3 separate regions of the Homo sapiens genome follow, and all the other regions are linked to region 3. The links are chromatin loops, found by intact Hi-C in ENCODE. Cell type or tissue: Calu3. All regions are shown on one strand.

The links. Hi-C counts contacts between places; a loop is a spot of excess contacts. Peaks named below come from ENCODE experiments on the same cell type or tissue, not always from the same donor. Only the 100,000 strongest peaks of a DNase experiment are listed, where the experiment ranks them.
Region 1: it touches region 3 in a loop (4-fold over the local background); 4 of 110 quality-filtered maps call a loop at or near these places.
Region 2: a loop joins it to region 3, with 4 times the contacts of the local background. A loop is called at or near these places in 6 of 110 quality-filtered maps.

The regions. Positions count from the first base shown.
Region 1 is chr1:117,206,787-117,214,786 of GRCh38, forward strand. It overlaps VTCN1 (V-set domain containing T cell activation inhibitor 1), which reads right to left and starts at 4,141. Exons shown (of 6, transcript NM_024626.4): 1 at 4,038-4,141. The coding sequence starts at 4,069. In Calu3, no CTCF peak of the experiment used is centred here; DNase peaks (open chromatin) are centred at 2,525 and 4,245.
Region 2 is chr1:117,143,238-117,151,237 of GRCh38, forward strand. It overlaps VTCN1 (V-set domain containing T cell activation inhibitor 1), which reads right to left. Exons shown (of 6, transcript NM_024626.4): 5 at 4,376-4,545; 6 at 350-1,988. The coding sequence ends at 4,421. Among named protein-coding and RNA genes, the nearest start is that of TRIM45, 25 kb to the left of the region's middle. RefSeq lists an enhancer at 3,206-4,405. In Calu3, no CTCF peak of the experiment used is centred here; a DNase peak (open chromatin) is centred at 3,974.
Region 3 is chr1:117,281,486-117,289,485 of GRCh38, forward strand. No RefSeq gene overlaps it. Among named protein-coding and RNA genes, the nearest start is that of LINC01525, 10 kb to the right of the region's middle. In Calu3, a CTCF peak has its summit at 3,326 (motif pointing left); no DNase peak of the experiment used is centred here.

The DNA of each region.
Region 1 (8,000 bases), 75 kb before region 3:
CAACAGGTGGAGATGGGGGAAAAGCATAACACTCAGAAAATCATCTACCCTCAATAGGAGCAGGAACACAGGTGCCACCTATTTAAGTCTTTCTTCCAATGTACAATTTATCTCATTTTGCAGATTCCTGTCCTGTTCACGGGATGGACTCAGAAGGTTCTGAAGGCTCAGATTTTATAGGCTCAGGGAAGCTGAAAGTTGGACACAAATACGGCCTGTGCTGAGATCTCCTCAGCCCAGGCTCAAGCAAGATTTTCTTACCAGACAAGCTTCCATGGTGTTGCGAGGCACTGTTTTCTCTGACCTTCAAGGTCTGAGATGTCTGAGCCAGGCACCAGCTTGCAAACTTAGGAGAAATGGGAAACCAAAATTCCAAAGCAAACTCCCTGAGCCTCCTTGTCCCAGGATCCCTCATTCTCTACTTCATCCACCTTCCTATGGTAGAAAGATCCCTGCTCCTTCTCTACTCAGTAGCTTCCTTCCTGTGACATGTTTTTATCAATGCCATTGTCACTAGTGATTTCAGATGAAACAGGGTAAAGGTTTATGGATCACTAGCCTTGTGTGTTCCATGAAACTCTGCTCTGTTGACATCCATTAATCTCTATCCTGGCCTCTTGCTACCTGTCTTGCCATTTATTCTCAGCTCTTTCCCTGACCCCCCTCTTCCTCTGCCCACCCTTGAATGTTGGTGTTCTTCAGCCATCCGTCCTGGCCCCTTGCTTCCCTCCCTCCACATGCTCTCCGTAGGAGCCACCCCCTATGACTATTCCTTGCCCTTGAGCTATTGACACTAGATGTCTATCCCCAGGCCTGACCTCTCCTAGTTTTAGCCTCATGCCCTCTGCTGCCCAGGGAGCATCCCCATCTGAAGGTCCCAGGGGAATCTCAAGCTCAACACATTAACTAGCTCTCCTCTCTCTTCCTTGTCCCCAACTCACTGCACCCAATCCAGAAACATGGTAGTCATTCCAGGATCTGCCCCTTGCCTCACCTACTCTTATTCTGCAGCATCCTACCTGCCCCTCCAATCATTGATCAAATATCACCAGTTTTAAGTCCAGTGTTTCCTGAATCCATTTTCCTCCTGTAGTTCTTTACTCTCACTCTCATCTATGCCAGGTCCCTGTCATCCTGTATACTCTGACCACAACTGTTTCCCAACTCTTCTTCTGGCCTCCAGGCTTGCTGCCCACCTGAGACGAAAACCACCTTGACCCCCCTCTGAAGGCTCTGAAGGCTCAGATTTTATAGGCTCAGGGAAGCTGAAAGTTGGACACCAATATGGCCTGTGCCTGTAAGGGCTCCTCATCACCACAAATCCCAGTTCTGAGTCTATCGAAGGCCCAGTGTGACCTGGTGTGACCTCTCAGCCTCATCTCCCAGCATTTCCTGCCTCAAACTTCATGTTATGATGATAATACACAGTAGTGTGTAGCTTTCCAACACACCATGCTCATTCATGAGTTTTATTGTATTTGATTTAATTCTGTTTCCTCTACCTAGACAGCCTTTTCCACCCTTCTTCACCTGGGTCATATGAACTCATTTTTCAAGACACAGCCCACCCATTCTCTGGCTCAGAAACCCTCCCCAAAAGCCTTGGGTGAGGGAAGTGCTCCCCTTGCAACCTGTGCTTATTGTCTGAGGACTTAAGGGTGGCGCGTTAGAGTTGTTATGTGGGAGTCTTTCTCCTCCATTAGGTTATGACCTTGACAGCATCTTAGTCACTTTTGCCCCATTGTCTAGTGCAATATTCAGGACACAGTGAGTGCTCAGTTAATATTGTTGACTGGAACTTAACCCCCTCAGAGCAAGGGTTTTCTACCCCTGTCCTCCTAGCAAGCATTCTGCAAATGTTTCATGAGCGAATGCTGCTGCTGTCAACAGCCATGATGGGGAGAGGGGAGGAGGGTTCTAGTCACACAGTTCCTAAATGTGCACAGAGGCCAGGCACGGTAAAATCTGCACATCAGCATTCCATCCCTGAGCAGCATGCATGCTGAGAGTGAGATCTGAAGGAATTAGGCTCTCTGGAAATTATGAATACTTAGGAGAATAACTCACTGGGTCTGCAGAGGATGGCAGGCCCTTTCATGAGCGTTCCAACATCACCACTGTCATGATCACCTCCAGGAGAGGTATTTTTATGAATTAAGGCCATTATGACAAAGGAAGAGGGTTATTAGGGTCAAGAGTTACCCCAGGCAGGCTCCACCTGCATCCCTGAGATGAGCTTTCATGATCCTGCTCCCCACTGAAGCTGCTCATTGGCCCTCTTCCTGGAGGTCCCTTGCACAAAGGATCTGCCACCCTCATGGACAGTCGCTGCTTCTGAAACTGCAGAGCATGAATAGCCAACAAGGCATGCAGGAGCCAACAAGAGGAGTCTCTGTTGATTCCAGTGGGTTTCTGAAGGGTAGGGGATACGAATTTTGAACACCCACCTCCTGCTAATCCTCCAGCAAAACCAGTCAGACTGGATGCAAAGCATTACGAGAGAGCCCACACATCCCATCTGACCTCTGAACAATGGAGCCACTTGTTGCAGGAGGAGTGTTTCATGTCCTTGGGATCAAGGCTGGAGGAATGGTGGGCATGGAGAACTGGGACTGGCAGGAGCAGGGGCAAGGGTGGCAGGGGGAGAGAGCTTGGGATTTCAGAGCAAGATCCCCTCATGCACAGTTTCACAGTCATCTGGCCTTAACTTCTCTGAGGTGATAACGAGTCTTCACAAGGCAGTGGTGGACACGCTGCTCTAAGACACCTAGTGCAGGGCAGGGAAGGAGTCACTCACAAAATGCTAGCTCCTCTGACATAGGTGCTTCTTAGGGACATCCTCTCAGGGCAGAAGGGTCTAGAGGGAAGCCCCTGCCACCCACTGCTTCTCCTGGAGCACAGTGCTGTAGCCAGGCACAGGGGTGGGGGCAGAAGTGCCGCTGCAGCCACCCCCACCAGCCCTGCAGAGTCCTTCACCTCTGCTACCCGGCAGGTGATTTCAGATAAACGTGAGTCGAGTCAGGGGAGCTGATATTTTGTTTCAAGGAAAAGAACTTTCTAGGCTGCCTCTGGGAAGTAACATTACTCTCGTAGTCTCTTCACAAACTTTTCACTGTTGACCTGAGGATTCCTTTCCTCTCTCCTTCCCTCTCTTCTTTTCTTCCTTTTGTGGGAAAAAGAAACAAATTGGAGGACTGGTCCTTCAAACAACCTCTAGAACCAACAAGTATCAGCCTCCCTAAACACTGTCCTGAGTTGTGACTGACACTGAATCAATCATTTCAAGAAAACCCTGCACTTTCCATCTCTTTCCTTCCAGGAGGGTAAATGCTGTTCTGAGGGAAAAAGAGGCAACTAGAATGTAGCTCAGGGGAGAAGCAAAAGGTAGGGGAGGGAACTTGCTTCCTTCTTCCTCTCTGGGGAGTTCAGCAGCAGCAGCAGCAGCAGCAGCAGCAGCAAGTTCTCCTCTCCAAGGAGCTCCTAGGAAAACTAGGGACCCAACCTTTGAGCTGGGGGGGCCTGGGGAGGGGTGTTGGTGTGAATTGCTCAAGAGTAGCAAGAAATCACACCCACAGAGAATGAAAGCACATTCTCCTCCGTCCCCCTGGGGGCTGCATAAAGGGTCCTCCTGCATCCCCTCCACTGTCGCAGTCATGGATTCCCTGCCATCCCACCATGCAACCCACACCAGCCTGCTCAGTGTCCCCATGGTGCTCACAGCCTTGACATCTCAGGGGAATGCCCAGCTTGGCACGTACTCCCCTCAGTCCAAGCTGCCCAGCAAGCGCCAGCCCTCCATGGCAGGCCACCAACCAAAAACCTCCCTAACCCTGAACAGGTGCCTTGAGCAGCTGAGGTGGGATGTTAAGTCAAATCCAGTTAGGCTCTTGTCTGGCCAGGCTCCCGCTGGCCCAATGCTGGATCAGATAAAATTACAGGTGGGGTCCTATGGGACAGCCCAGCAGTGCTCAGCATCCCCAAAAGACCTCACTGCTGTTCCCTTCACCCATAAGGATAGAGAGAAGAGTATATACTACCTCCAGAAGAGGATCTGCCCCAGGGAAGCCATGGCTGGGGAAGGTTCCCAGCGTATCTGGGTACTGGCTGAGTGGAGCTGCCGCTGCCTTCCTTGGTGACTCACAACCAGCTCCCGTGTATTGGCCTTAAATAGTGTGTTGAGGCCGGGAGTGGTGCGTGCAGCTGTAGACGGCTCAGGTATGAGGAAACTGGCTGTGCAGAATTCCCTGCAGGCACAGTGGCTGCCTGCTCCGGCCAGCCAGCCAAGCCAGGGGCTCAGAGCTGCCTTTCCAAGTCTTGACTTTGGGAGGGTGACGAGGAAAAGCTTCCCTGGCCCTTGCTTCAGGGCCTGCATTCAGCAGGACTTTCCTCCTGACTGTGGAAGGGAGCTGTAGGGAGGGAGATTTAATCTCAAAATAAGAAAGGACTGGAATAGCTCAAAGTGTCAGGCTATGCTGGGAGCCTTGGGGCCAGGAGTCCCCATCTCTGCTGGTAGATGACGCTCAAACAGAGGCTGGGTCACCATTGGTCAGGTCTCTCGTGGAGGAGACTCATGCTGGGGGACCTCAGGAAGGCCATGAGCTGAAGTGACAAGACCACTGAGTTTGTCACTCAAGACTGAACTTGCCTAGGTCTCCTGAGATGCCCAGCTGGGTGTGCAATTCTCTTCCAGCTTCATTTCAGTGGGAGCAGGAGAGGGCCAGCACTTCCCACCTTGCAATTTTTTTGAGACTCCAAAAAGACACTGAATGTGCTCTGCTTCAACTGCCCCTCTCTCTGGAGATCCCAATACTCAGAAGCTATTGCTGTCAAAGGTGAGTGGGTTAGCAAAAATCTCTGACATTTCATCCAGCAGATTGCCAACTAGGCAAGATTCTCGTTAAAGCCTAAACGTTGCTCTCTCTCTCTCTTATTCTCTCTCTCTCTCCTTATTGTTTCCTCCAGCCCCCAGAAGTACCTTGGATGGGAAAGTTTCATGACTGGTTGCCTGGCTTACTGCTGCTGCTGACTGACTATGTTTGCAGTGAAGGTGCTCCAGGCCTTCAGCAGCATCCTCCTAGTGTTTGCGTATGGGCAGGTGGAGCAACCATTGAGTAAAGATGGAGCAGAGAGAACTGAGTGGTGAAAATAAGGCAGCAGGAGAGGGCAAGGTCACAGTGGAAAGACCTTTAGAGTCAAACAGCTAGGTTCAATTCCTGGGTTCCTAATTAATCATGTGGCTTTGAGAACATCACTTTACTTCAATGTGTGTCTCACTGGGTTGCAGTGAGGGATAAATGAGAGGCGGGTCTATGTGCTTTCCCTTCCCCAGAATAAGTAAAGGGTGATGCCCTGGAATCTATGCAGTGCCAGTGCTGAATGGTCACTTCCCGGGTCTGGGGAAGCTGAGGGCAGTGGGAGCAGTGGTTTCTGTAATTCCAACCAAAGGCACAGGGATTCTGCCCTACCCCTCAATGAGCCTTAAGAAGAGCAGCTTCAGCTGGGCACAGTGGCTCAAGCTTATAATCCCAATATTTTGGGAGGCCAAGGTAGGAGGAATTTTTTTTTTTTGAGACTGAGTCTCGCTCTGTTGTCCAGGCTGGAGTGCAATGGTACAATCTTGGCTCTGTAACTGTAACCTCTGCCTCCTGGGTTCAAGCGATTCTCCTGCCTCAGCATCCCAAGTAGATGGGATTATAGGTGCACCACCGCACTCAGCTAATTTTTGTATTTTTAGTAGAGACGGGGTTTCTCCATATTGGCCAAGCTGGTCTCGAACTCCCAACCTCAAGTGATCCACCCACCTCGACTTCCCCAAGTACTGGAATTACAGGCATGAGCCACTGCGCCTGGCTGGTAGGAGGAATTCTTGAGCCTAGCAGTTCGAAACTAGCCTGAGCAGCATACTGAGACTTCGTCTCTACAAAATTTAAAAAAAAAAAAAAAGAATCCATCTAGTAACAGGAAAACAAACAAAAAATTAGCTGGGCATATAGTCCCAGCTGCTCAGGAGGCTGGGGTGGGAGGATCACTTGAGTGGGGCTTGAAGCTGCAGTGAGCCATGATCGTGCCAGTATACTCCACGATGGGCAACAAAGCAAGATGCTGTCTTAAAAAAAAAACAAAAAAGCAGCCCCACCTCAAACACCCTGGGGCAGAGCCATGGAGTTTCTCTCTTCTAGCCATGCATCATCACTAAAGGGACAGCTAAGGATGACCCTGGAGGGAAAATCAAGACAACCCAGCAGAGACACCTCCGAGTGAGAGGGAAAATGTAGCTGAAGTGGCCCACCTGTTAGAGGGCAGGCATTACCTGGCAGGGATGTGGAGCTGAAAAGCATTCTGCTGCCTCTGGAGAAGCAAATGGACAGTACTCTGGTTCTGACTCCAAAACTTGAAGAATATCACACACAAAATAATGAGGGAAATCATTACAAAGCAACAGCCCAAAAGTGTGTGTGTGCGCATGTGCACGCGCGTGCACGTGTAAAGAGAGAGTCTTGGAAACATTGAACTCTCCAGCATTTGAAAGCCTCTCTTGGCTCCCCTGACACTGTTCTCTGAGACTCTCACTAATGCCCCTCACTGTCTTGTGCCCAGGCCCTTTTCCTTCGCCTCTCCCATAAGTGATAGGGGTCCCTGTGGTCCTGTCCTCTGCCTTTTCTTCTCATAGCACACATGTGCCCTGGGCAACCTTGACCACTGCTCTGCTTCGACTGCTCTGGAGATCACAATATCTGCATCCTCAGCTCCCTTCCCTTGACCAAGCCCCAACCCCACATACCCAGCTGCTTAGTGGACATCTCCAATCGGCTGTCTAGAAGGCACCATCTCCCATCTCTAACCCGGCTGCTCCCCCTAGGTCACATCTTTTGGAACACAACAGCATCCCACACTAGGCTGCCACAGTCAGAAACCTCAAAGTCACCCTTTATTCCGCCTGCCTGGCTCCCTACATCCCTGATTCCTCCTCCTTGGGTTAGTCTACTAAGGCTGCCATAAAAAAGTACCATAGACTGGTGGTTGAAACAATGGAAATGTATTTTCTCACAATTCTGGAGGCTGCAAGGCTGAGATCAAGGTGTCAGCGGAGTTAGTTTCTCCTGAGGCCTCTCTCCTTGGCTTGTAGATGGTTTCTTCTCCCTGTGTCTTCACGTGGCCTTCCCTCTGTGTGTGTTTGTCCTGATCTCTTCTTCTTTTTTTTTGAGACGGAGTTTCACTCTTGCCGCCCAGGCTGGAGTGCAATGGCGCGATCTCGGCTCACTGCAACCTCCACCTCCCAGGTTCAAGCAATTCTCCTGCCTCAGCCTCCCAAGTAGCTGGGATTACAGGTGCCCACTAACATGCCCAGCTAATTTTTTGTATTTTTAGTAGAGATAGGGTTTCACCACGTTGGCCAGGCTGGTCTCGAACTCCTGACCTCAGGTGATCCACCCGCCTCGGCCCCCCAAAGTGCTGGGATTATAGTGCCAGCCCTAATCTCCTCTTCTTATAAGAACACCAGTCATATTGGATTAGGGCCCATCCTGATGACCTCATTTTAACTTAATTACTTCTTTGGAGGCCTTATCACCAAATACAGGGGGTTAGGACTTTATGAATTTTGAGGAGAGACATAATTCAGCCCGTAAAACTCCTCTATGCCTCCTAAGTCCATCCCTTCTCTCTATCCCCAATACTATTGCCCAGATTTCCTCCCTCATCATTTCCAATTTGAATTAAACTATTAAATAGTGTCCTTTTCCTAGTCTGCCTCTACTTGTGCTGATCCACCCACTTCCACTAGAATGATCTTTCTAAAATGCAAATCTGATGAGGCACTTGCCTGCTTGAAATGACCAATGCCTCTCCAGAGCCTGTGGTCTGGCCTCTGCCTACCTCTCCAGATTTTTCCCTCATGTCTCCTTTTGGTCCTCTGTGGACCAGCCGTACTGCACTGCTTCAGGTTGCTCTAAAATGCCAGCGTGCTCTCCCAAGCCATCCTGCCTTTACACAAGTTGCTC
Region 2 (8,000 bases), 140 kb before region 3:
AATAATTTCTCAGTAGTGAAAGTCAGATTTCTTGACAATATAGCAATTAGTTTGTCCACCTGTATGTACTCTCCTACATGTATCTGCCTGAAGCCCATTGCTACTGGTATCTCCCAAGATGGAAATGTGCCAAGCTGGTATAAGCCCAGTGGAATTTCACTAAGAAACTAGACCCAGCCACTCAGCCCATACTCACAGTCTTATCTTTCCTCCCATTCATTTACCCATTCACTCAACAAACATTTATTGAAGGCCTGTTAAGTGTTAGGTACTAATCTTTAGAACCTGCTCTATGGCTTTTTAGTCCATCTTCCCTTCACTCACTTTTTTTGACAAACCAGGCAGACAATGGTGTAGGAAATGTATATTTAATCATTCTCTTGAACGATCAGAACTCTAAAATCAGTTTTCTATAACAACATGTAATACAGTCACCGTGGCTCCAAGGTCCAGGAAGGCAGTGGTTAACACATGAAGAGTGTGGGAAGGGGGCTGGAAACAAAGTATTCTTTTCCTTCAAAGCTTCATTCCTCAAGGCCTCAATTCAAGCAGTCATTGTCCTTGCTTTCAAAAGTCTGTGTGTGCTTCATGGAAGGTATATGTTTGTTGCCTTAATTTGAATTGTGGCCAGGCAGGGTCTGGAGATCTAAATTCAGAGTAAGAAAACCTGAGCTAGAACTCAGGCATTTCTCTTACAGAACTTGGCTTGCAGGGTAGAATGAAGGGAAAGAAACTTAGAAGCTCAACAAGCTGAAGATAATCCCATCAGGCATTTCCCATAGGCCTTGTCAACTCTGTTCACTGAGAGATGTTATCCTGGTGCCCGATAGAGTTCTGGCTCTCTGTGCTGAGGCAGCAGCCAAAGAGACAGAATGCTTATTTGCCAATGACTAATGTGAGGAAGCAGACAGATTTGTTGGCTCCCCTCTTTCCAGGCCCTTTTCTACTCAAAACCAGGGTTTCTTAGCCCTGACACAGTTGACACTTCGGATTGGGTAGTTGTAATGGGGAGACGTCCTGTACATGGTAGGAGGTTGAGCAGCATCCCTGGCCTCTATCCACTAGTTGGTAGTAGCACTGTATCCTCCTCCACTCCCTCATTGAGGTAACCAAAATTGTCTTCAGACATTCCCCCGGAGATGGGGGGCGAAATCACCCCAGCTGAGTCCCACTGCTCTAGATGCTATTGAAAACTGAGGTCTTAGCTGTCCACGCAGGATGGAAAGGAGAAGCCTCAGAGCTTGTGATGACATAATGCCATATAGACAAGGTGAAAGGTCCTTCCCTGGACCATTCACGGATGAACATCATCTGAGAAATAAACCCGCATTTGTTTGTTTAAAAAGAAGGTGCTCAGTTTATTTATAAAATCGGTGTCGCCGACTGCTCTGTTTATGCTAAAATTATGATCATTTTTCTCAACTTTGGCATTTGTCAGTTGGGAAGAGAAGCCAAGGCACCTTTGGAAGCATCATAAAAAGTGAATCATTTGACCCATTACTAAAATGCAGCCGCCCCTGAGTTGCGAAGTGGCAGTCAATTAGCAGCGTCTTAGGGTACATACTACAGCTTAATTTGTGGAATATAAGATGTGGATATGTTGGGATAGACTTTCCAGGGGCTTCCTCAGAGCAACATTACAGCACATATAACTAAAAATTCAGAGACAAAGAACATGCACTATCCTGTCCTCTCACTCCCCAGGTGACAGGCAGGGGGAGGTCCCTGAGATCTGGGGATGCACTTGTCTCCACGTGCATTTTACTTATCACTCTTAACACACTTGTCTAGTTCACATGAATTATTTTCCCAACTTCTAATATGTCTTTGAAGATAGATTTATCTTGTTCATATTGGAGCCTTCTGCTTTTGGCTTCTTTTTGTTTCTTGCTCTTGTTTGCTCACTCCAGACTTCTAGATATGAATTCATTTCCTCCCAGAAATATAAAACTAGGTCATATCTGGTGGTGAAATAGTTCTGTAGATCCCTGGGATTGTGGAAATAACAGCAATAAGATACCATTATAGCCATTCACAAAACAATTATTGAGAACTGAGAGCTTCCCTGCCACTGCGTGGTGTATCTCTTGTTTAGAAAGGGGCTTATTTTTCAGTATTTTGATGTTGTTCTATTGAGGCCACATGGTCCCATGGGTTGCTGGGGAAAAAGAGATGGCTTGAATCTCTCCTTAACGGGGTATCATCCCAGTGGCAGTCTCAAGGAAGAGAAGAGATGGGTCCTTATAGTAAATGAGAACTGAGAGGAGTCTGGGCAGGCTCCTGAATAGAGGTGGAAAGGTGGTTTCTGCCTCAATTCCTAACCAGGGAGTGTGTGTGGCCTAAAATGCCATTACCCATTATAATGTGTGTCTCAAATAATGTTCTATTCATTTACTTTTATCATTATTTTTTTGAGACAGGGTCTCACTCTGTTGCCCAGGCTGGAGTGCAGTGGTGCAAACATTGGCTCACTGCAGCCTAAACCTCCTGGGCTCATGCAATCCTTCCACCTCAGCCTCCTGAGTAGCTGGGACCACAGGTGGACCTCCACACCTGGCTAATTTTTAAATTTTTTTGTAGAGATGGGGGTCTCACCATATTGCCCAGGTTGGTTTTAAACTCCTGGGCTCAAGCAGTCCTCCCATCTTGGCCTCTCAAAGTGCTGGGGTTACAGGTGTGAGCCACCATGCCCAGCCTTACTCATTTACTTTAAAAAATCTACTTGATTTATGGTTATTCCTCTATGGTGCCAGGGAGAAAGAGGTGGACTGCAGCTAACTGGGTAATTGTATATAAGCCTACGTGTGCTGCATGTGAACATTATCCATTAGATGTATGTCGTGGATATTTTTTTAAAGCTGTAAATTATTACTCTAAGGGAATACAAGGTAAAGATGAGTCAGCTATGTTATATAGGACATATTATTTAGTTGCAGGTTATTAAACACTCATTTGCAGTGTTGTGGGGAATCAAGGAAAGAAAAAAGTGCTTTTCACTCTACTAGTGAGATTCCCAAGGGACAGTTTCCTTAGGGAAATCTCTGCTGACAACTGTGGAGGATTGGAAATGATGAAAACTGGCGGGTTTCCTTACAAAGAATCTCCTTTGTTCACTGCACTATAGTGAAATCTTGGAGAACAAGAGAAAGAATGAAAAGAAGCAGATCAACAGATCTTTACCTGCCTCTGAGGACTTAGCAATGTAGGCAAGGAATACATGTACCCTGGAGAGTGTAAGACATAAATCATACATGCATGCCAAGAGGATATAAAATACAAAGACTCTTGGGGAGGTGGGATATAAGCTAGGAAGCATTTTCCTAAAATGGATAAAGGAAGTAGTGGGTATAAATTGCCACAGAGTAGAGAAGATTTCCAGGAAAAGACAGTGAGGGAGGGAGCAAGACCAGAAAGTAATGGTAGTTAGCAGGTAGTGGTAGGCAGCAGTAGTGGTAGGTAGTAATGGTGGGTAGGTATGCTTCTGTGACTTTGACTTCGATATAGTTATGCCCAGAGAGTCACTTTAGGCTCTGGAGCAAAGGAAGGCTATGATGAAATCGTGTTTCAGAATACTTCGATTCTGGCACCGTGTTTCCTATCAGCTAAAACAGGGAAAGGAAGGAGCAGGTACAGTGTTTCAAAACCAGTCGGGGTGTGAGATGATGAAGGCTGGATTAGGGTCAATCTGAGAGGCAACACAGGGGAAAATGTGATAGGTAGGGGTTGATAAGAAATTGACATGCGGGACAGAGGGGAGACAAAAATAGCTCTGAGGCTGTAACCCTGGAGGCTTGGTGGGGATGCCACTGAGTAATATGGGAGTATCGACTGGAACTTCATGATCTCAGCTTTATACACATTTCATATGCAGAAGAATATTCAAAAGGAAATATCCTAACAATAATTGGAGCCAGAGGACTGAAGTGAGAAGGAAATCTCAGCAGGAGGGCTAGTTGGTGAGTCATCTGCCAACTGTCCACAGGGGCCGGCTGGAAGGGCAGGGAGGGGTTTTATGTGAATGATGATATGCTTTATAAATAACAGTGGAATCCAGGGTAATTACTCAGGGCTAAATATCTCTTTCTCTTCAATAAGTTATTTTGCCTTCATTGATGACTGAGTAACTTAAAAGGTATTTGAATTTACATAAATACTTGAATTGTATGTTATTTTTCCTATGGGTCTGTCAATGAAGTCTATGCTGTTTGCTGACCTAACAAATGATTACCTTTCCCAGTACTAGTGGAAATAATGTCACAGCCCTGGTGTCATTAAATGTTTCTTTCTGTGGCTGATGCTGAAGGCTATCCGACTCTCATTAGGAGCACAAGCACCCACAGAACCAATATCCCACACTATTTGTGATTAATCTCACCTGTTGTAACAATGACTTTGCATGCTTTTTTGTGGCCGAGGCACATTATTTTAGCATCAGGTAAGGGCTGAGAGGCAGAAGTGCCCAGCTGATGGCAAAGAAAGAAGAGACACACAGAGAAGCCTTTGAGTTTAGCAGCTGTAGGTGACTCCGCCTTTTGATCTCCGATTCTGTGAAGTGAGAGAAAAAGTTTAGGGTCATACAGGAGAAGCTGGATGTCTTCTTCACATGACTGGTTAGCAAAGAAAAGTACCTGAAAAACAGAACAAGTTGTTCCTAATTCAGGCAATTTTTTACCCCTTTGCCCACCTCTCCGTAACTGGCTTAAAAGTAGAGCTTTCTCTTTCTTCAAAGAAAATTCCATTCTGTGGTCCACTCCAGTGAACACTCAGCCGAATGAAAAACTATACCAATAAGAGATTGTTATGGGTTACCAAATAAAGAATAGGCTAAACAAACAGCCATGGCCAGTTCTTGGCTTGAGACGCATTTTCCCTCCAGGCAGTGATCTTTACAGGATCCACGTCATTACATTAGCTTTCATCATACCACTATAAAGTGTCTAGGAAGTATTATTCTCATTCTGAAGCAGAGAATGGTAGATGTAAAGAAATGAAATCATACTTCTTTTGCTCAATTTCCTCCCTAGACAATCCTATCTCTTTTATTTCATTTCAGCTCTGTCACTTACCAGCTGTGTGACTTTAGGCAAGTTACTCAATGTATGTGCTCCAGTTTCTTCATCTATAAATAGGGCTAGAATACTAATAACCTACTTCATAGGGTTCTTATGAGGATTAATGAGTTAGTGCATGCAAAGCACTTAGAACAGTGTCTGGCCTATAATAAGCACTCCATAAGTACTGGCTGTAAAAACGACAATAAAGCCAACATCACTCAAGCCTAATAAATATCACTTTCATGCTAGTCATTTCCAAGTCTACCTCCTTAGTTTGAACTCTGTCTTGAGTTCCACATCTAGATTTCCAGTTGCTGCTAGATATGTCATTTAAAAACATAATTATTCAGTAAATATTTCTGAGTACCTACTATTGGGGTTCAAAGAAGTCCAATAAATAACAGCCTCTTCCCCAGCTTAGCTCTGAACCAATTAAAGAGAAGGACAAAAAAATAAGGCAACTGGAAGATCAAAATATCACCTTTAGTGCTGAAAATATGTTAATAGAGAATGAGGCTTTGTAGTTAGGCAAGTGGGCTACAGCCGAGACTCCCCACTGTCAGACAGAACCAGACTGGTGCAAGTCTCCTGCAGGAGCAGATTCTACCCCTGAACAACTGACGGCCTGCAGGAGCACAGCAGAATGTACACGGGCTTCCTGAGAGTTAGCAAAAACAAAAAGAAAAAGGAGGAGCTGAGCTACTTATGTCCAGCTGCTCCTAATATACTCATCAATCAGATAAATTAATTCCTTGTTCTCTCAGGAAGAGTGAAAGAGGGAGGAAGAGAGAGGCTAAAAAGATGACACTGGTGGGGATCCCTTCTCATAAAAGGAAATATATGGAGTAAGGGTGTAGTGTTCTCCCCAAAACCTATCACATGCTGGCTATTGTGCTAAGCACTGGGCATCTCTACCTGGGTACACTATGGGCATTTCAAACTCGACATCTCTAAAACCCTTATCTACTCCCCACACATATTGCTCCTATGTTTTGGGGTGGGTTTTTTTTTTTTTTCTGGTAGCATCACCAACCTCCTAAGTATCCTGGGTAGAAATATCAAACCCACTTTGACTTGTGATTTCTCTTGACTTTCACATTTGCATCACCAAGGACTGTACATTATTTTGTTTATGCAACTTTTGATTCTTCCCCCTTTTCTTTCCCATTGCCCCTGCTCCAGTTAATACTCTCATAATTTCTCCCCCAGACCATTACTGTAAGCTCCTGACTTCAGGTCTTCCCATTTTATCCAAACCATTTTTTTTCTTCTTCAAAACCCAGCCGGAACTCTGCCTTATCTATGGATCCACTTCAGTCATAATTAACAACTCTTTCCCATAGGTACTAAATCTACACTGTGATTAACTTCTCTTTTGATACTTATGCTATTCATTTCAGTATCTCAGGGGGCTTAAAAAAGTACTCTGAACATACTTGGCACACAATAGATATTTGTTAAATGAATGACCTAAATTAGCAGTATAGGCAGAGAACACAATATGTAAATCCCATGGCCCTACTTGTTTAAAAACATGCATGGAGCACCTACTTTGTCTACAACAATAAGAAATTCTGCTATTTTCTTAATTTTGAGCTACCAAAAGTTGTATTTCATCCTAGCCTGACACTTCGAACACTTGTTTTGATGTATCCAACAAACATGTAAAGAAGACAGATCTGTTAATTGAATAAAAGGTGTGCTCAATGTCTATGTCTTGTTCAGTTGTGGCCCTTGCTACTAGAAGACATTATTTACACAGCTTGGAGCTTTTTACTGGGAACTGGACTGAGATACTGTTGTCAGCACCCATTGTTTTAAATGACCAATACTTCAGTCCCTCCTTCTCTTCTGGGAAGGCCTTTCATCAGATACTGCCTCATTGGCCTAGGTATGGGCAGCTGACCCAAGTGGAGTCAAAGTCCTTCTTGGGAATGTAGAATGAGACTGATGAATTGAGGTTCAGTCTCACCACTCTCTTGAGTAAGAGATTTTTAAATATAGGAATGCTTGGCAATCACGTCTTGCCATATGGACTAAAACAAGAGAGTAAAGAGAGAATTAAGTAGAAATGAGAGAAAAAGAATCTCAATGGGATTTAAGTTCCTGGTTCCAGTTGATCCTGAAGTCAACTGAACTTCCTGTCTTTGGTTCCACAACATTCTAGTACACTTCCTACACTTCCCTTTCAGACTAGATTTATTTATATTGGTTTTCTGTTACAGGCAACTAATAATCCTAACCAGGATAGTTGCCAATTTGTTCCTCAAGATGGTGCAAGAGCTCTCGCTCTCATATGTAATTTTTTAGTTAGATACTTTTTAAAAATTGCAGTAAAAACAACAAAATTTACCATCTTAAGCATTTTTAAGTGTACAGTTCAGTAGTGTTAAGTATATCCACGTTGTTATAAAACAAATCATTAGAACTTTTTCATTTTGCAAATCTGAAACTCTATACTCATTAAACAAAAACCTTTCTCCTTCAACTCTTCCACCCTGCCCTCTGCTAACCACCATTCTACTTTCTGTTTCTGTGCATTTGACTGCTTTAGATGCTTTGTTTAAATCATATAGTATTTGTCTTTTTGTGACTGGCTTATTTCACATAGATAATGTCCTGAAAGTTCATTCATGTCATAGCATATGATAGGATTTCCTTCCTTTTTGAGCCTGAATGGTATTCTATTGTATGTGTATACCATATTTTGTTTATCTACTCATCTACTAATGGACATTTTGGGTTGATTCTATCTCTTGACTTTGGTGAATAGTGCTACTGTGACCATGGGTGTTCAAATATCTCATTCAGACTCTGAATTCTTTTGAAGGCATACCCAGAAGCAGGACTGTTAGATCATATGATAGTGTAAGTGTGAGCCACCATGCCCAACCTGAGTGTTACAGTTCTTTTTTTTTTTTTTTGGAGAGTGTTACAATTCTTAAA
Region 3 (8,000 bases):
GCCTCGCCCTTATGATCTCATTTAACCTTAATTTCCTCCCTAAAGGCCTTATCTCCAAATACAATCATCCCTTGGTATCCATGGGGCATTAGTTCCAGGGCTACACACCATATCAAAATCGGCAGATGCTTATGCTCCTTATATAAAGTGTATTTCATATATAATATAAAATGTTATTTATTTAAATAAAACCTACCTACATCCTCTCATATACTTCAAATCATGTCTAGATTACTTATAATACCCAATACAATGTAAATACTATATAAATAGTTGTTATACTGTATTGGTTTTTTAATTTGTGTTATTTTTTAATACTGTATTATAATTTTTTTCAAATATTTTTGATCCTCAGTTGATTGACTCCATGGATGTGGAATCCACAGATATGGAGTGGCAACTATATAGTCACTGGAGGTTACAACTTCAGCATATGAATTTTGGGAGACACAGTTCAGTCCAATAACAAGTACCATTGAAAATTGAAAATTTTCACATAGGAGAAACGAAATACAGATGTAAGATAGCTAAGACTAAGTGAAAAACCTGTAGTCCTAAATGTGAGTAGAAACTATCAGTATGAGCATATATATATATACACACACACACACATACATATTTGTAATATAACTTTATATATGACTATATAATTTATATATATTATATCTATCCATTGAAAAGGCCTGAAAGAAAAGATAAACTCAGTAGCAATGAGACCACTAGTACCCAGATTATAATACCATTTCCTATTCAAATGAACCAGAGATTCTTAGAAAAAAATCTTTGACTCTAGGCCTGAGAAGGGAAATGTAAAAGCTGTACATATAAAATTTTGTCATCCCTGGTAGCAACCAAATTATTAGTTATCATTTCAGTGGGTTTATGAACCAACTTGAATAGTCTTCCCCAGCCAAATATAGGATAGTTTTATTTTTGGAATTGATTTTGACTACAGAGTATCTGAGCTTGCTTGCCCACTGGCTAGAATTCTATTAGTTACCTGATATCCTTTCAATAAATTCCTCTTTTGCTTTGAGTAAGTCAGAATTATTTTTTACTTTCAACTAAGAAACCAACAAATGAAACTTGCCTAGCATGACTGAAGGCATAATTGATGTTCAGTAAATGGTGATTTCCTTCCTAGGAGTCAAAAATCTACTATGACTTCTTTTCAGATTTTAAAAACTGTGAGGGAAACTTCCTGCCTATGAGGACTTCCCTCTTTCATGAGGGAGATTCTGCCTCTGTTCACATCCCCTGCAGCTCCCCTACTCTCCTCTACTCAAGGGAAGAAGGTCTGGAAGCCAATTGATCACAGTCCAAGGTTTTGACTGGGCCCCAGTAATCAGTGGGCAGGGCCACTGTCTCAAAATGTCAGCACCCAGTTCCTGTTTTCCCGCATTTTCTGCTTCCTATCTCCCAGTGGTAAGCAGACATAAGATCTCTTAGGTCTTCCTCAACCTGATGCTAGAGAGTAAATGCATTTAGTATTCCTCTCAAAGGTTGGATCTCTCTATCAAACAATATGCCTAAAATTTCCATTTGAAGAGAAATAAAAAATCCCAGTTACACACTGAGGCTTAAGACATGCTCAAGTTCATCTTTTACCAGAAAACGCTGCATTGGGAATTATCAGGTGCTGACTTAGCTAGTAATCATATAATTCATTGATTCTCATTTCCTGCTGTTCCTTTCCTGGCACAGAACTCCCCTGAGACACTAAAGGCAAGATGGGACCATTTAAGGACTCAGATATTCTTGGGTTCCTCACAGAGGAGAAGATGGGTGATACCACCAAGTAACACCAAAACTCCTCTCTCATTCTTACAGAACCACCAAGAGATGGGAAACAAAGTGCAAAAGAATATAGCATGGATACTGACATTTCAACACAGTGACTCTGACGTTTATGCTTAGGGGCTCTGACAGGTTGGCATAGGGTAGAAAGGAGCAGAGGAGGAGGCCAGTGGGAGGAGAAGGAAGGCCAAGTGAGAGGATGGCCTCCTCTGCGGTCTTCACTCGATTCTCTTTACCTCACTCCACTCTCCCCCATTAATTCCCACCTATACATCCAAGGAAGAGAGTGATAAAAAGGGTAATGAGGATGAGTCAAGTTCAAAGGTATTTTATTGGCCACATTCTTTTTTTGGGTGTTCATGTCCTGGGAATTTCTCTTTTGTACCTCTGGTGTGCGAAAAGCACACTTATACCACCTATGCTCCAGATTTTAAAGAGAGGCTCATTTCTCTCTCCTTTCGTTGGCATGGTTTTCCTTGGATTCATCTTTTCTTGCTGTCACAAAGTTAAAATAACAAAGCCTGAGAAAGAGGTATAAACTTAGGGGGAAAGTACCAAGACGGTCACTTGGACATTTTATTATTATTATTATTATTATTATTATTATTATTATTATTATTATTATTTTAAGGGTCTTGCTATGTTTCCCAGGCTGGTCTCGAAATCCTGGCCTCAAGTGATCCTCCCACTTAGCCTCCCCAAACACTAAGATTACAGCCATGAGCCAAGACACCTAGCCAGGGCCTAGTTTTAGCATTAATTTTGCCTTTAGATTAGACAAAAAGAATCTTTCAGTGGTTATCCCTAGCTTCGCAATGGCCTAGGGTAGTATTTGAAGCCAAAACATTCTTATAAAATGCATGCATTTGCCTGGCCCTGTCCTCTGAGCATGATGTCTCCCTTGTGGCACTCATGGACAAGGGCAAAGCTCTGGCAAGGCAGGATTTGGGTGTTCAGAACCTTGAGCCCAAGCCCAATACTACCCCCAACCCCAAATACCATGTCTTCCAATTCAAATAACATGGGTGATAATGGGCCTGCCATTCTAAAATCATGTCTGGCTAATGGCTTGGCAGGTGAATAATCTGCTATGAGCCTACCTGAGCAGTGGCTGCTCTTGGGACCAGAAGATGCAAACACACACAGCTGTGAGGAAGCCCCAGCTCTTGGGAACTGTTGCTGCAATCTCCAGGTCTACTGGCCTTGCTTCACTGTTTTCTGATGTCTCCATCAGCCCCATCCTGATGATCTCCTGGTACTCCCCGACTTTAAGGAGACCTGTTTGCTATGGAAGCTCTAGGAAATGCATAATGGTATGAGGTGATGGCTTCCAATAATGGGCCTTCGCATTCTGAAGATGATGTGGTTGAAATGTGAATGGTTCAGTCTGCTTGGGAGATGATCTTTCCAAGACAAGCTCCTGAACTGATGCTGCCTTATCTTCTTACATGTGTTCCTTTGTTCCCAAGTCACTTACTGGGACTTCAGATGCCATCTCAGGTCCTCTGCTTCCCTCTTCTGGTCAATTGAAGGGAATCTTTATAGCCATTTAGAGCTCAGGGGAAGAATTAATATATGATGCTACCTAGTATAGAACCAAATAATAATCTCCTAGTGATCACTTTTCAATTCACAAAAAGCTACACCCAGGAAATAGGGTAATTAAATATAACATTATTACCTATTAAATATGCTCACACTAAGGCAGTCATAACATCTATTCTACTGTACAGAACCAGAGGGAAGATGTTGAGCCAGCAGTTCTACATGTGATATCACTGTGTGTTTTTGTAGAAAGGGTTCTTTGGTTAAATGTATTTGGAAAATCTTAGGGTAAAATAAGTTACACAGGTTTCTTTACTAAAAAATTGCTCAGGGCCTTTAAATTTATAACGTGAATTGTTAATCTCCCAGGGGGATATGGTATATAATTTTTGATCGATGACTCCTTGATTGGAGAGAATTCCAAGGATTAGCATTCCATTCTGTAGAATATTCTGGGGGAAATGTGACACTAGACATTGAAAAGGTGAACTTAAAAAAGAAAGATCTTCACATTTTGAAATGGCAAGTGTCATCTCACCTAAGCCAACAGCAGGTCCGCAAAGCAAATGACCATTAGTACCTCTTGAGTTGATATCAGCCTCAAGTTTTTTTAAACCACAAAGCTTAGAGTTGGGAAAAGGACCCTAAAGGCCCTAAAGGTCCTTTGCAGACCAATCCCTCCATTTTGTAGATAAGATGACTGAGACTTAGAGAGCTATATAGTCTCAAAACCCAGTGAAGAAATATAATTTTACCATGTATTGGTGGGAATCCAGGATACACCACTGTTTAGCTGAGAGGAGCTGTCCATCACAAAAAGCCTGCATTTTGACATATTCGATAAGCAGGTTTTTTTTTTAGTTTAAGCCAGGTGTGGTGGCTCACACCTGTAATCCCAGCACTTTGGGAGGCCGAGGTGGGTGGATCACCTGAGGTCAGGAGTTCGAGACCAGCCTGACCAACATGGTGAAACCCTGTCTCTACTAAAAATACAAAAAGTAGCTGGGCGTGGTAGCACATGCCTGTAATCCCAGCTACTCGTGAGGCTGAGGCAGGAGAATCGCTAGAACCCGGGAGGTGGAGGTTGCAGTGAGCCGAGATCATGCCATTGCACTCCAGCCTGGGCAACAACAGCAAAACTCCATCTCTAAAAAAAAAAAAAAAAAAAAAAAATTAGTTTAGAAGAGTATATATCAGGCCATCCGCTTCACTGGAAAGATGTACGCAAGATGCTGCAGCCTTTAACAAAGAAGATCCAACTTATTATTCATTTATAAACCCACAGAAGGCACTTTTATAAAAAGACATCATCCTCATTCATGCATCAAATGGAAAGTCAGGAAATACAGTTTGTGTTAAACTCCAAAGGGCTTTGATGCTTTTTCATAAATGTTAGCACATTTGGGAGAACACCACAGCCTTCTGTGTTAGCTGAGACTATTCTGGTTGCTAGTGACAAGAACCCAGCTTGAACTAGTTTAGGCAGAATAAAAAGGAGGGTGGGGAGTAATTTATGGGAAGGCTCACATAACAAAAGGAAGAGCTGGCCGGGCAGGGTGAATGAAAGAGCCATCAAGATTATCACCTTCACCTCTTGCATTTCTCTCTGTCAGTCAGCTTTACTCTTCTACTGCAGATGGGATCTGCCCCCTCATGGGGGTGGTGGCTCTCTTTGGCTCATAATTTCACATCTTCCCTACCAGAAAGCAATGGTCTCTAGTTCAAAGGTCCCAGAGAAGGGCTCTGATTGGCCTTGCTTCTTCAAGGTGTACCTTTCTGAGGTAAGGGAAATAGGTCTTAATAGAGGCAGATAGCCTGGTGGGTATCAGTATGGGTTCTGAAGTCCAACTGCTTGAGCTCAAACACTGGCTCCCCTGCCTACTAGCTGATTGATCTTGAGCAATTTACTTAAGCTCTTTTACCTCAGTTTCCTTATCTGTAAAATGGGGACAATAATGGTTTACAGGTTTTATATCACGATTAAATGAGGAAAATATGTAAACAATTTTATATGGTACCCAGCACAAGGCAAGTAATCAATAGTCATTAGCTTTTCTCATTACTGGTTCAGCTTGGAGGGTTAGGAGGTCATGCTTAGATCAATCACTACGGCAATTCAATGGAAAGATTAAGAGCATAAGCTCTATGGTCTGATGATGTGATTTCAAGTTCCAACTCCTGCACTTACTAGCTATACCTTATGCAAGTTGCTTAACTCTTCTGTGCCTTTGGTTTCTTCATCTATAAAATAGGGATAATAATCATTCCTATCTTGTAAGATGGTTGCAAGAAATAAAAGAGATGACAAATTTGAATCATTTAGCATCTTGTCTAGCACACAGTAAGCATGCAACAAAGTTATTATTAAGGCTGTGCAGGCGGTCTACCAAAAGATGATATCTTCCATTTGAATCATGACAGTAGGAGTATTTCATTCATTTATTCAATAAATACTTGTTTAGTGCTACTATTGTGCTAGGCACTGTGCTGAACGTTAAGAATACAGGGTGATGAGCAAGACAGATAATGCCCTGAGTTCATGAAGCACACGTTAGTAAGGCTTTAAGCAGCGCGATATTATTCTGGGCAGGACAAACAACAAATGTCCACTATACCTACCAACTATTAAATCCCTAACTTCTGGCTGGGTGTGGTGGCTCACGCCTGTAATCCCAGCACTTTGGGAGGCCGAGGCGGGTGGATCACCTGAGGTCAGGAGTTCGAGACCAGCCTGACCAACATGGAGAAACCCTGTCTCTACTAAAAATATATAATTAGCTGGGCGTGGTGGTGCATGCCTGTAATCCCAGTTACTCAGGAGGATGAGGCAGGAGAATCGCTTGAACCCAGGAGGCAGAGGTTGCAGTGAGCCAAGATCATGCCATTGCGCTCTAGCCTGAGCAACAAGAGCGAAACTCTGTCTAAATAAAATAAAATAAAATAAAATAAAATAAAATTAGCTGGGCGTGGTGGCACGTCACTGTAATCCCAGATACTCGAGAGGCTGAGGCACGAGAATTGCTTAAACTTGGGAGGTGGAGGTTGCAGTGAGCCGAGATAGTGCCATTGCACTCCAGCCTGGGCAACAGAGCGAGAGACTTGGTCTCAATAAATAAATAAATAAATAGATCCCTAATTTCTCTGTTGATAACCAGTCCTTCAGATTTCTTATCTTCTGCCTTGTCTCAAAAACATAGTCACACTTAACCATTATATCTCTTTCTCCTTGTAAAGGGATACCTCTTTCTATTCTTGGTAGATAATTATGACTATGTATGAATGTACATACATACTGTATGTATAAATTGTATTATATGTATATATTCTTTATGATATTTTGATGATCTGGTAGATCACTTACCTGTTAGGAGTTTGGGAGACCTACCACCTTGATTAGCCTCAAATTTAGGAGTAAAACCAGGACAGCAGAAGGTCAGCTTCTCCAAAAGATAAAAGAATCCTTCAAAAGTTGGTTAGTAAACTTACCTCACATTATATACAAAAATCATTCTTAGGTGGATTATAGATTGAATGGAAAAAGTAAAACAATAAAGCTTCTGGCAGATAACATAGGAAAATATCTTTATGAATTCTGGATTAGGAAAGGTTTCTTAAACAAGATCCCCAAAGCACTTAAAATAGTTTGAAAAAGTTGACTACATTAAAATAGTTTGAAAAAATTGACTAGATCAAATTCAAGAACTTCTGTTCATTAAAGTGCATCACTAAAGGAGAGAAAAAGCAAACCTCAAAGTGGAACACCATTTTTCAATGTGTGTAATCAACAAGGGGTTCAGGGTTCATATCTAAGATACATAAAGAATTCCTACGAACCTACCAGTCAAAAGAAAACAAAAACAGACAACACAACAAAAAAAACAGGCAGAAGATTTGACAGATAATGAATATGAAATGAGCATTAATTCTCAACCTCATTTGTTAGCAGGGAAATGTACACTAAAGCCATACTGATACACCACTATACCTCACTAGAGTATCAAACCAAGCTTTCAAGGTTGTAGAACATCAAGAACTCAAATGTTGTTGATGGAAGTGTAAATTGGCACAATTACTATAGCAAACAGATTGACATTATCAAATAAAATACAAGATATGCATAATTTATGACACAGCAATTCACCTCCAAGTTATATACCCTCATAAAACATATGTTTATGTGCACCAGTATACATGTTTAAGAATATTCATAGCAGTACTGAATAATAACTCCAAATGGAAACAACCTAAATGTCTATCAAGAGTGAAATAAATAACAAATTGTGATCTATTCATACTATGAAATACTGTATTATGAGAAATAAGGAAAAAAGTACAGCTGCATGATATATAGAGGATGAATCTTAAAGACACAATATTACGTGAAAGGAGCCAAACAGTACAGAATATACACTGTATAATGTACTTTATATACAATTTTTGTTTTAAGACTGAATCTCACCATGTTGCCCAGGCTGATCTTGAATTCCTACGCTCTTGCAATCATTCCCCCTCAGCCTCTGGAGTAGCTGGGATTACAGGCACACGTCACCCAGCCTGGCTCTATACACAATTTTTTAAAAGGCAAAATTAAACAAGTTTTAGGACTAAAACTATCAAAGAAGAATAAGGAAGTAAATACTATAAAAATCAAGAGAGTA